Linked DNA regions of Mus musculus: region 2 is linked to region 1. The links are chromatin contacts, found by Hi-C or POLR2A ChIA-PET in ENCODE. All regions are on one chromosome and are shown on one strand. The core of a region is the stretch at or near the end of the contact, and the rest is flanking DNA. Distances in the headings are between cores, read along the strand shown.

Evidence for each region. A loop is a pair of places that touch in the nucleus more often than their neighbours do. ChIA-PET counts read pairs that join two places held with the same protein, here RNA polymerase II (POLR2A).
Region 2: a loop to region 1 is called in a map of regulatory T cell, with 1.9 times the contacts of the local background. The contact joins two enhancer-like sites. A Hi-C loop is called at or near these places in 2 of 37 maps with a recorded cell type or tissue (heart and regulatory T cell). POLR2A ChIA-PET finds 5 or more read pairs at or near these places in 1 of 5 experiments (embryonic stem cell).

The regions. Positions count from the first base shown.
Region 1 is chr13:40,895,470-40,902,193 of GRCm38, forward strand. All of the region lies in intron 1 of Gcnt2 (glucosaminyl (N-acetyl) transferase 2, I-branching enzyme), which reads left to right. It overlaps Gm31683 (a long non-coding RNA gene), which reads right to left. Exons shown (of 3, transcript XR_382246.4): 3 at 5,354-5,813. Among named protein-coding and RNA genes, the nearest start is that of Gcnt2, 12 kb to the left of the region's middle. Within about 2 kb of position 4,317, at least 1 of the 3 ENCODE cell types and tissues checked has a DNase peak (open chromatin) inside an H3K27ac peak, as active enhancers do.
Region 2 is chr13:40,935,410-40,942,133 of GRCm38, forward strand. All of the region lies in intron 1 of Gcnt2 (glucosaminyl (N-acetyl) transferase 2, I-branching enzyme), which reads left to right. Among named protein-coding and RNA genes, the nearest start is that of Gm31683, 21 kb to the left of the region's middle. Within about 2 kb of position 3,762, at least 1 of the 3 ENCODE cell types and tissues checked has a DNase peak (open chromatin) inside an H3K27ac peak, as active enhancers do.

The sequences.
Region 1 (6,724 bases), core at 3,067-5,566:
TCAGACTACCAGAAGAGGGTGTCATATCTCCTTATGGGTGGTTGTGAGCTACCATGTGGTTGCTAGGATTAGAATCAGGACATTTGGAAGAGCAGTCGGTGCTCTTACCTGTTGAGCCATCTTACCATCCCGAAAATATTTATTTTTAATATATAGTATTTTAATTATTTCTTTGAGAATTTGATACATGCATATAACAAGGTGATTTCATCATAATTGCCCCATTCCTCTCCCTAACTTCTTCCAGACCCTTTCCTTACCTCCCTGCCTCCTTCGAATTGTATAGTGTTTGTTTTTATAACCTAGACTCCCTGGTTCTGGGGCAATCCACCAACATGGTCAACCTAACAGGGGTCACATCCTTAAAGAAACCCTGTCCCAGAAGCCATCACAGGTCCATAGCTCCTCTGTGATGGGCAGGGCCTGCAGAGTCACCCCTCCCCAGCCCGTGCTGGAATGCTGACTGGCTTGATCTTGTGGTGGTCTTCTTCATTTATCCATAGCTGCTGTGAGCTCATGAGCAGAATTGTCATGTCCCAGAGATGCTGTGTCTTCAAATTCCCCCAATCGAAATCTCTAACGCTTACAAATTTTCCACCGTTTCTTCTACAGTATTCCCTAAGCTTCCGTGGGTGAGATCGATTGTCTCATTTGTGGCAAAGCACCCCATAGGTATTTGTCCTCTGCACTTTGACCAATTGTAAGGTTCTGTATTGCACTGCGCGAAGAAACATCTCTGATGAGGTCTGAGAGCTACGTTCATCCATAAGGAGAGAAATTCAGATTTAGAGGGTAGTTTGATACTATGTCAATTTAGCAAAGAAATAATGGGTTCACCCCATGCCCCTGTGAGCTCCCCAACCCTTGGTTGGTTCTTAGCCAGAGTCACAGTCACAGGCATGTGTTTCTTCCTGGGAAATGGGCCTTCAAGCCATCAGAAAGTAGTTGGTTTACCTCTATAACATTTATGCTATGTTTATATCTATGAGCATATCTTGCCATGTTGGTTATTGCTGTAGTTCACAGGGGTCACAGCTGGGTAGGACTGTTGATGAATACCCTTCCTTTCAACAGCCTACATAGCACCTTCTAATACTATGGAAGGCAGCCAGAAGGAAGGAAGCCTCCAGGTCAGTATCAACACTATCTCTCCATGTCCTGCTACTAAAGTGTGTCTTCTGTGGCAGAGCCTTACTGTCAAGCTCCGTGGGCAGCAGAGAGCAGTGACAGGAGCCTGTATTACTTTGCAGGTCTCTAGGATATCCCTGACCAACAACTGGAGGGATGTATCCCATACAGTGGGCTTCTTATTTGGCAACCTAAATAGGAAGGGAAGTTTGAGTAGGAAGCAGAATGGGAAGGTAGGGCAGAGATGGAGGGAGGAGAGGGTGTAACTCACTCTAAGGATGTCTGGGAAAAAAACCACATGGAAACGTATTTTATAAGCTTCCTAAATATGTGCAATATATATGTATACACACACACACACACACACAGAGATGTCCCTAAATATAAAACATATCTGTACATATTTACACACATATATACACACATGGACATGCACATATCAAGAGTTTAATTGAGTTAGCCTACACAGGGGATAATGTACCTCCCAAAAGCTATAGAAATCTTGTCATCATACTGTGACCTCATTGTGTGTGAACATACTTAGTTTGCGAGAGGATTTCTTTTTTTTTTTTTTTTTTTTTTTTTTTGGTTTTTCGAGACAGGGTTTCTCTGTATAGCCCTGGCTGTCCTGGAACTCACTTTGTATACCAGACTGGCCTCGAACTCAGAAATCCGCCTGCCTCTGCCTCCCGAGTGCTGGGATTAAAGGCGTGTGCCACCACGCCCAGCGCGAGAGGATTTCTTATGTTTGATCTCCTTCAGTGCTTATAAGAATCCTATTTAAAAAAATATAGGGCTGCTGTTCCCAATGTATAGATGAGGGAATTTAACATAACATAACATGGCTGGGGAGAAGTGAGAAAGCACTAAGTGTATTGGTTTATCACATAGTGGTAGAGGGTTACCTAGGATGCTCAAGGCCCTGTGTTTGATCGCCAGAAACTCACACACACACACACACACACACACTCACACACACTCACACACATAATGATCTATGTGTATAAAATGTCACAGAGACTGACGTTCATTTTCTTTCTATGCTAACCAAAAAAACAAAAAAGGAAGTAACTTGAACAAAGACAAACCTTTAGAATACTTATACTTAATATACAGTAAACAGAATCATATGATAAACAGGGGAAGGAGAAGTAATGACACATTATGTACTAATTTAAAATTGAACCTAGTGTTATTAATCCTTCATTTAATTATAATAACACTAAGAGTCCAGGTAATGAAAGGGCAGATTCATACTTTATTACGCTGTGGAATGGCTGTATAATCGGACCTACAAGAGGTTTTCCCTTTTCTCCTCCTAATGGTCCGTTTTCTCAGAAATCTTGGCTTTTTCATGTGAGCAGAGACACAAGAGAGGGCAAGGGAATGCCTTTGGGTCCACATCGTCCCTATAGAATCATCACAAGACTCTTGTTGCGTGGCTGTTTAAGTCAATGCTTTGCAAGTGGGAAGATGAACTCCGGGCAGCTCAGTAACAAACGCACTGTGTCCAAACACCGGAAGCCGAGCAGTGCACACAGAGCTAGGCAGCTCAGTAACAAACTCACTGTGTCCAAACACCGGAAGCCGAGCAGTGCACACAGAGCTGGGCAGCTCAGTAACAAACGCACTGTGTCCAAACACCGGAAGCCGAGCAGTGCACACAGAGCTAGGCAGCTCAGTAACAAACTCACTGTGTCCAAACACCGGAAGCCGAGCAGTGCACACAGAGCTGGGCAGCTCAGTAACAAACGCACTGTGTCCAAACACTGGAAGCTGAGCAGTGCACACAGAGCTGGTGCTTAGCTAGCCCTGCTCACAGATAAATGCTTCCCTCTACCCTCTATTAGAGAGGTACAGTGTGCAAAACAATGCCGGGAAGTTTGGTAAGGTAGAGCAGGTTGAGACTGGGAGACTTGGCAGGCCTGGGAGGAAAGCTTATTGGCTACGCCCTCCAGGCCTCTAGGTATCTCATTAGCATGGAGACCTCTATCTTGAGCCTACTTAACCTGTGGTCACATCTCTTTTAGGTGAGAAACATGGTGTATGTGTTCCATGTCAGGAGTCTGGCAGGGAGCTGGGAGTCACTTAAGCCTCAGGTGTGAGCTCACTGAGTCTCCAGGTCTCAAATAGGGACTTTGGAGTTCCTGTAGTGAGAGATCCAGAAAGTAGTCAGTGCAGCTACTGGAAATGAAGGTGACAGAGCTGGGGCGAAGCATGGTGCTTGTAGGTGCTTGCATGAATGTCCTGGAATAACAAATCCTTAATAGCGCCTACTCCCAGGGAGTAAGGGCAAATGAAGCCAGAGGGTGATGTAATGCCAGCACTAAGTCCAGGCATTCAGTAAACTGCACCTACCTGCCAGCACTCCAGACACCAGCTGCCTTCGTTCCTGCCCTGGTGAATTTCTGAGTTCCTCTCTCTTACAATAGCATGTCTTCTAATCCTGCCTCCGCTCCAGACCCCTTTTTGTTTGTTTGTTTGTTTGTTTGTTTTGAGACAAGGTTTCTCTGTGTAGCCCTGACTGTCCTGGAACTCACTCTGTAGATCAGGCTAGCCTCAAACTCAGAAATCCACTTGTCTTTGCCTCCCAAGAGTTGGGATTAAAGGCATGCACCCCACTGCCTGGCTTCCAGACTGCTTTAAAAAATAATTTATATTCCACATTTACTAAGTGTGGTTGTGCATGTGCCACGGCACAAGGGTGTATGTCAGAGAACAACTTCTAGTCAGTTCTATCTTTCCATTGTGGGCTCTGGGCATCTGTCTGTCTAATGGGACAAGTGCCTTTATCTGCTAAGCCATCTTACCTCTCCAGGGTACTTTGGCTTACCCTCTAGTGACAGAATGGCATTTATAAAATCATCTCTTGTCACATGGGCTCTCCTCTCCATATGTAGCTACTCCTACAGTGTGAAATCCTAGCCTGTTGGGCCCACGATGCTCACTGCCATCTGCATTGTGGACTTCCCAGTGCCTCTATCTATGTCCTGTGCTTTTTACATTTTAGCTCTACCAGATACCTTGTGGGTCCTAGCTGTGCCATATCTGGCTTTCCTGTCATAATCTGTGCCATTCCCTGCTGGGATAGGATGTTCTGGGATGTTCCTTTTATCCCTCCCCCCTGCCCCCAACACCTGACTGGCAGATGTTTTTCCTTGAAGATGCAACTTAGAATCACATTTAGAAAGCCTGTTCTCATTCACCCTCCTCCGAGCTCCCACGCTCGGGCTGTCAGTCTCGCATTACTTCTGTCTTGAACGTTCCTAGGTAACAACTGCTCATGCCTGGCTTTCCTTAGAGAGAGCACAACCACTGATACACAAGCACCCTTCCTACAGTGAAGATCTCCCTTCAGGTCATCTGCATACGCGCACCTGGATGATGACAGGTCAGGTTGATTGCTTGACTTTTTCCTGAGGACGGACACAGAAACGCCTACTCACTCCAGATAGGCTCACAGCACACCCGTGAAAGGATTGCGGTCAAGCAGAAGAGTAGGTCAGGGGCTACTTGACGAAGGTTACTTTCAGGAACCTAGGTGCTGTTAGCATGAGATAGCCTGAGAGCTGTGTCCCTGCATTTCCTGTTTAACTTGCAGAACCCACACAGCTGAAGACTCTCTTCTCCTATAGCAGCCACTTCCTGTTTCTGTAACACTCCAGAGGGATCTTACTTGCTCTGTAAGTTTCTGTGAGTTTCATAACCTTTAAACCTCCTTGCTCGCTCCAGGAGAAAAATGTCAATCCCGAGGGAACACCACCATATGCATACAATCTTATGTAGTTACTTACTTATTATTTGAGTCATCACTTTATAATCTAGGCTAGCCTCAGACTCTTGTCCCCCCTTTCTCGGCTTTCCAAGGACTAGCATTACAGGTTTGTGTCCACGCCCCGATTTTACGTAAACTTAAGTGCTGGGGATCATCCTGGCTTGTCCTGCAATGCACTCTATGAGTCTGGGGTCCAGAGAAAGGCAAAGATTCTGCTTATCACTCTGCTGTGGTCTGGTCCTGAAGCTGTGCTAATGTTAAAGCCCAGTGTAGGTCTAGGGCATAAGAGCCTCGACTCTAGCCAGCTTCTTCATCTGTTGTTCATTAGGAGAAGCGGACATCTGGAGCAAGATTAAAGGGGAATTTGTCTGTCTTGGAATGGTAGAGAGACTGCCTGTCATCTTAGTGTGACACATCCCCCAAGGGATTGTCCCAAAGGGAGTAGGAGTGTTAACATGACTGTTTTCCAGTAATGCAGCTGATTTTGTCACCTGACCTCTCACCTGACCCCTGTGAAGATGTATAAACTGCTCTAACGATTCTATTCACTGAATGTATAGAGCTGCTAGCCACTGCCAATGCCACGGGAAAATTCTTTATCTTTTTCCATGCAATCCAATGCATTATCCGCAAGGCACTATGTAGGGTCCTTCTTCTGGAGTTGTTATTACAGCTTTTTTTTTTTCTTATCCTAGTATCTGTTTTTACTTAAGAAGGCAGATGGGATAAAAGTGCTGGACAGAGATGGCTCAGCAGTTAAGAGCACTGGCTGCTAGGACCCAGGTTCAGAGGACCGAGGTTCTGTTCCCAGCACCTACGTGGCAACTCACACCAGTCTGTGACTCCAGAGAATCCAATGCTCTCTTCTGGCCTCCCTGGCCCCAGGCATGCAGATGATGCACAGACATCCCTGCAGGCAAAACATCCATACACATAAAAATTAAAAACAGAAATTACGTAGAATTAAATCTATCAAAGAGAAAGACAGGCGCTAGCTGTTTTTGAATTGCAAATTTGTCATGAGACTGAGCTACAACTGCAAGATCTTGACCTGACTGTCATGCTGCCAAATGTGTCAGAGTTCGAGGTTTGGCTAATCCCTCCTTGGGAAATGTGCACAGAAATGGATAAATTCTGTCCTTTGGGTATTCTTCATCCCCGATATTTGAAAGGACTCTGGGACACCAGCTGAGTTTAGCACAACTGTTCTCAGGGGAACTGGAATGAAGGAAATGGAGGCTGGAGGACATTTCAATAACCTGTTCTCAGTTTCCCGTTTGGCTCTCACTGTCCCTTACATCTCAGTGATCTTGACACTGGCAGCACATCCCTAAAACCATGCAAAGCTCGCTTGCCCCTGCCCTATGTCTCTCCTTGCTTTGGGGGTGCCCGTTTCCCATCTCCTACTCACACCGACTTGGCAGACTGTCCCTCCCATCTGCCTCCCCCTCACAAACTCATTTCTTGAGTCACGACCATTGTTCGTGGTGGTCACGCTCTTTATGGCCAGGACTTCCTGCTCCCTTCCTCCCATCTAACCAGGACGTTCTGTGTGTCCATCCATCTGTGAAGAATAGCTAGTGAGTTCTGGGTTCTCATTACTGCTGCCCTTACCTCAGGCCCTCCCATCCTCATAAGCAGACTGACTGCGTTCAGATCCACCCAGATGGCCTCTGGCCTGTGTTCCCCTTCAGAATAGTCTAATAATACCCTGGATATGCTTCTAACAAGGCATATCTCTGAGAAAAGCATTTGTTGATTCTAAATGTTTCTGGAAGTTGTCACGACTTATTGAGCCATGTGGGTGGCCTGGACTCTCTA
Region 2 (6,724 bases), core at 2,512-5,011, 39 kb after region 1:
CAAGAGCAGGGCATGAATCCTGTGAGCCTGGGTTCTGAGCATGCATGTCTCATCTCCTTTTCATTGCTGGCTGTTTTAATATGAACCATTTTCCCCTGGTTCCTGGAGAGACGCTGTGATGAAAGACCCCCGAAACAGGGGGACCCTCACTCAAGTCCGGGGATGATGCGATGCCCAAGAACTCACGAGAGACCGATCTTGATGCAAACAGCAAGAGGTTTATTTGGGAAAGGCCAGTGCACTGGGGCAAACCCGTAATCCATGCAGGGGTAGAGGAGTCGACCCTGAGCTCAAGGGGCAAGGGGCTTATAAAGGCAAAAACAGCAAACACCTGGCATTGGGCTATAGCATTTGGCAAGTATAGCCGGTTCAAGGAATGGTTAGAGTATTCTGTATGAACATTTCCTGAAACAATGGAGCAAGTTAAACTTCTACTTTGTGGTTAGTACATTCTGGAACAATGGGGTGAGTTAAACTATTACTCCCTGCCATTAGTGAGGTCTATTTTGGACACAAGTCTAGGGGCTTACATAATTTTTCACTCTCTCTCAGGATCTTTCAGTGGTATGCCCATAAATGCTGGAGCAGACAGTAATTAGCGTAGGAAGACAGAGGAGACACTCCCCTTGTGCTCAGGCCCAACTCTGAAGACTCCTAACTTAATTTAATGATTTAATGTGAATCGTGTAACTCGTGATGGTATGTTTCTATATTTTGTTTGTTTGTTTGTTTTTCGAGACAGGGTTTCTCTGTATAGCCCTGACTGTCCTGGAACTCACTTTGTAGACTAGGCTGGCCTCAAACCCAGAAATCTGCCTGCCTCTGCCTCCCAAGTGCTGGGATTAAAGGCATGCGTCTCCACTGCCCGGCTGTTTCTGTATTTCTAAACTGGAAATGATAGTGTTCACCTAGAGTACATTGTTGTGTTTTGTTTGTTTGCTTTGAGACAGGGTTTCTCCATCCTGGAACTCACTCTGTAGACCAGGCTGGCCTTAACTCAGCGCTATCCAACTGCCTCTGCCTCCCTAGTGCTGGGATTAAAAGCTGAGCGCCATCACTGCCCATCTCACTTTTCTTCAACAACAAGAAGTTTCCTCTGAATATTTGTTGGTGGGTGTGGTTTGCAGCAGCCTCTCTGGCAGTTTTAATATCTGTGAAGTTGTTGGTTTTTTTGTTTTTTTGTTTTTTTTTTGGTTTTTTTTTTTTTTGAGCCACTTCCCCCATAAGTCATCTCCATAAATGATGGAACAGTTTGGTATCTCATTTGGAAAAGTTAGGCCCGAGGATATAACTCAGTGGTGGAGAATGTCTGCAGGCTGTGGAAGACCTCAGTTTTGATCACTCGGGATGATACGCTGAAACCGTTGATCGAACTATTAAAGCTGGTGTACCTTTGTTAGCTTCGTAGTTTAGTATCAGTGCTTCCTAGTAAGTAAGGAATCCATGAGCTTCATGGAAAGAATATCAAAAACTGGGTTCCACATTGATCCCAGACGCGTGGGCCATTGTTAAGCGCCCCATCATGGTGCTTTCAACCAACCAGATCAGTCAAGAGCACCCTAATATCATTGGGTATCATAGCACCTCAATTAAGATTCTTATTAAAAACTTTATAGGTGGCTTATGAGTTTCATTTTTGTTGCTTTCTCTGTCAGTTAATATCTTAGTGCTTGCTCTTGAGCTGACAATAGCTGTCACCCAGAGTCCCTAATGTGTTGGAATAACTTCAGCTTAAAGGAAACCCCCAGTGTTATGATGTAAGGGCTTATCAGGTCCTGTTTGGTAAAGAGGGAAGCAAAAGCAGCAGCCAGATGAATAGCATTTCTGCAAAGGCTCACAGTTGGTTTTATAGACGCATGCAGATATTGGATTCCTGACCGCTCTGTACCGTCTCACTGTAGTATTGTCTCCAGAGAAGACTGCTCAGGCATGGGTTTCAGCCACTAGAATGTCTTCATTAGCTGACGGCTCCTATACGGTGTAGCACTGAGATCCCAGTGTAGCACGGAGACTTTCTCCAGATGAGCTTATAAGCGCACAGAAGCCATGTTCTGGGTGGGACATACTCCAGTTAACAAGAGCAGTTAGCCAGAAGCAGAACTAAGAAGCCAAAAGGCAAGGTTAGTACATTTAGAGATTTTCCCAGGACTAGGGAAAGGTCTTTGTTTTCATTTTGGCTGGCGGGGCTGTCTATATGCTGTCTGATGGCCTGAATGGTAGGTACTTCAATCATGGAGTCAGTCCATTGTGTCTGGGGCCCTGCTCCAGATTTATGGAAACGAGACATGTCAGAGTTGAACAGATCATGCATTGTCTGTTTCTGTTTGGTGCTGCGTCTCAGCTCCGGCTGGTTCTGTAGCCAAGGATGGCCTCCATGTACAAGTCCTCTACCACTGCCTGGGAAGTGCTGGGATCAGATTACTTCTGACTAGGGCTATGTGTGTATGCTACCACACCCAGGCTAATGCAGTGCTGGGGATTAAACCTAGGGCTTTATGCATGGTGAGCATCCGCCCTCCCAACTGAGCTACATCCCCACCCTAAGCTCATTATGGTTTAAAGACTGTTCCTTGTCTGTTTCGTCCACAGGACAAAACACATTCTCAGTACTTCTGGGACCTTTGAGGGTCCTCTTTCAGTCACTTCCCACTGTAATGACCACTCTAAACCCATACGTTAGATGTCTGGTCTTCTGTTGCTAGATAACTTCTTTTAAACATTTACTCATCTTTAATTTATCTGTGGTATGTCTGTACCTCTCTGCACCACATTGGTGCAGTGACGTCAGAGGCTAAAGGAGGGCTTGGGATCCCTGAGAACTGGAGTTACAGGTGGTTGTAAGCCACCATGTGGGTGCTGGGAACTGAATCTAGTGTTCTCAACTGCTGTGCGTCTCATCTCCCCAGTCCTCTCACTGTATAACTTTTAATTGACGTGTAGACGTTTAGATCCAAATATTTGGGCTAAATGGATGTTTGAGGAAAAAGCAATAGGCATAGATTTCTTCCTTGTTGCATGTTTCCTGGGGACTGGGCATTAGGAAGGAGGGCACCCATGTATCCCAGGCCCAGGGCAAACCTTTCTGTCATGTTTCTTCTCTTTTTTTAAGTCACCTTACACAACTGGACAAACAGAACTGTACTGGTGTTTTTCAGAAAAGGCTAGGCTTGTTATAGACAGAGACTTAGTTCCCAGAATTAGCAACCTATATATATCTCAGTTTGTGCAACAGCAAGCTCACGACTGACCTTCAACAACTTCTGACCAGAGCTGAGCTGAACATCAGGGTTAAAATTAGACAACCATTTGTGTGTCTGAGTTTTTATTTGACTGTTTGTATATGGACCAGGACAGGCTGGGGGTGGCGGGCAGTGGTTACAAATAGTAGATGAATTCTTGAGTCGTAGCCAACTGAATGTTGCCTGGTGCCTTGTTTTGAAGGTAAAGAAGGCACTGTGTATAGAGCAAAGATGGAAATCTGCCTACGAGGCTGGAGAGATGGCTCAGTGGTGAAGAACACTGGCTGCTCCTCCAGAGGACTCAGGTTCAATTCCCAACACACACATGGCTGTTCACAGCTATCTGTAATTCCAGTTTCAGCAGCCCCAACACCCTTAAGACAGACAGACAGGCAGGCAGGCAAGGAAAACACTAATGCACATGAAATTAAAATGTTTTAAAAATTAAACAAAATCTGTTCACGTCAGTAAGGGGTTTACTCCTGGCAAGGAAGCATACGGCACCAGCCAAGCTGTTCCGATGACGTCAGGAGAGCAGGGCCCTGCTGACTGAGGGAAATCAACACTGCATTTTTAATGGACAGTCACGTAAAACCTGATGACTACCGCAGGAACTGAGAAACACCAATCTAAGCTAGATATAAGCACTCAAGATGTACCTAAAGACAGTGGCTGCAGGGAAATGTTAACCAGCAGAATCTACCGGGGTTTCCAGAATCCAGTCAGATTCATGTTCCAAGGAAATAAAGGAAATAGCTCTGCTTCTTCTTCTTTTTTTTTTTTAAATTTAGCTCGTAAGCCCAGTAAAAGTGCTAAATGTATATGAGAGATGAACTCTGAGTTCAAGAAACCCAACAAGCATTTCTCACATTAGAGAAGACTTGCCAGCAGGGTGTGGTAGCACACACCTTTAACTCCAGCGCCAGGGAGGCAGAGGCACGTGGATCTCTGTGAGTTCAAAGCCAGCCTCATCTACAGAATGAGCAGGACATCAAGGCTCAGTCTCTCCCTCTCTGTGTAACTGTAACTCAACCAACACTTAAAAGCAGGAAAACACAGAGAGACCCTGTCTCAAACCCCTCCACTAAAGGTGACTTTTTAATCTATGCTCAGTATGAACTAGTTAGCTAGTTAACAGTCATGAGGTAGCCAGGCAGGGTGGCACATGCCTTTAATCCCAGCACTCGGGAGGCAGAGGCAGGCGGATTTCTGAGTTCAAGGCCAGCCTGGTCTACAGAATGAGTTCCAGGATAGCCAGGGATACACAGAGAAACCCTGTCTCGAAAAAAAAATAGTCATGAGGTTGGGATTGAGAGTGTAGATCATTGGTAAAAGATGTGCAAGGCCCTGGATTCAATTATACACACACACACACACACACACACACACACACACACACACACACACACACCACAAATCTTATATTCTGAGCTAAGAGTGACATAAGAGTATTTATTTTTGCGGAAATACACGTATTATGTATGATCTAGAAAGTCGAGATAGAGACCTAGCGTCGGGGTGAAACTTAGCAAAGCGTCAGCATCTGCAGATGCAGCCTCAGTGTGACGTCAGTGAGGGCGATAGGAAGATGCCATGGCCCGTTCTGGCGCTTTCAGTTCTGTGAGAAATAGAAAGTCTAGGGGAGAAATACAGAACTGGAGGTGACCAGAAAGACTCTCCTACGGAATCGAAGCCAACCTCATAGGCTACTCAGAACTCGCTCTGGGTCCCGTGATGAGTTATGGACAGGCCAGGAGTAAATTCAGCATGGCTACCTCATAGCTCCACATTCTTTTCTCCACTCTTCTTAGGTGTTTGACCAGGTAGTCATCAGAGTTATGGAAAAATTAAAAGAGCTGGCTTAAGGAGAGAAGGGTGTCTCCTATCACCAGAAGCGAGTGAGTGGGCCAAAGCTGAATGCTGGAGTTTGTGTGTTAAAAGGGGAATCCCTGTTCCAACAGTGTTGAGAGGTGGGACCTCTGAGAGGTGACTAGGTGTTAAGGGCGATGGGCACTCAGGTTGATGCATGCCTTCCCTGCAGTCTGTGACACTTGTCACAGAGGCTGGAGACAAGACAGGAAACAAGGACTTCCTGAAGAGCCTGTTGATTTTCCAGGAAAGAAACTTGGACTCAGTTCCCTAGGAAGGTTCCCACATCAAATTTTGAGTTTGGATCATATTTGTAAGCAGTAATTGTTTTCCTCTCTACCTAAACATTGTATTGATTCTCACTCGTTCATATCTTCTTATCTGCTGTCTTTTTAAATCATGTTTTTAATTCTTTAAAAGAAAATTTAGCTTTAAATGTATATTGATCTTACTCTTCCCTTCCCGCAAGTCTTTCCAGGTCCCTTCGCCTCCTACCTACCGAACTTTACATTCTTTCTCAAAAACAAACAAAAACCCAATACAAGAGAACCAAGAAAACAAAATAAAACCCCTCCCCTCAAACAAAAACAAAACCCCACGAAACTGTAACCAAATAAAAACACACTCTATTCCCTTACTCTATACCTAACCTCTGTAGTTCTGTGGATTGTAGCTTAGTTATCATTGACTTAACAGCTAATATCCATATCTAAATCTAAGTGACTACATAACCAGATTTCTCTCTGGGTCTGGAATATCTCACTCAGGATTATTTTATCTAGTTTCATAATCCATTTGCCTGGATGGTGTCTTTTTTCTTTTTCTTTTTTTTTACTCCATTGTATAAATGTACCACATTTACTTTGTTCGATCTTCTCTTGAGGGATATCAAGGTTGTTTCCAATTTCAGTTTCTTATGAGTAGAGGTTGTTTCTAATCTCAGACTATTATCAGTAGAGCAGCAGTGAGCGTGGCTGAGCAAGTGTCTCTGTGGTAGGATGAAGCATCCTTTGGATATATGCCCAAGGGTGGTAGAGCTGAACCTTGAGGTATTCCCAACTTCCTGAGGAACCACCACACCCGCTTTCCATCATGGCTGTAGCAATTTTCTCTCCCACTAGCAAGATATGAGCATTTCTCTTACTGAACACCCTCAGCACCATGCGCTGTCACTTGTGGCTTTGATCTTAGCCATTCTAAGGGGTCTAAGATGAAATCTCAGCGTTATCTTGATTTGCATTTCCCTGATGGCTTAGGGTGAGCATTTAAGTGTTTCTCAGCCATTTTGAGTTCTCTCTTTTGAGAATTCTCTGTTTGGATCTGTACCTCATTTTTAAACTAAGTTATTTATTTATTGATATTTAGTTTATATGTTTTGGATATTGGCCCTCTATTGGATGTGTAGCTGGTCAAAATCTTTGCCCCATTCTGTAGGCTGTTGCTTTGTTGGAATAACAGTGTTTTTTGCTGTGCAGAAACTTTTCAATCTCATGAGGTCCCATTGTTAATTGTTGATCTAAGGGCCTGTCCTAATGGTGTTCTGTTCAGAAACTTTTCCTGTGCCAGTGAGTTCAAGGCTATTCTCCACTTTCTCTTCTATCAGGTTCACTGTATCT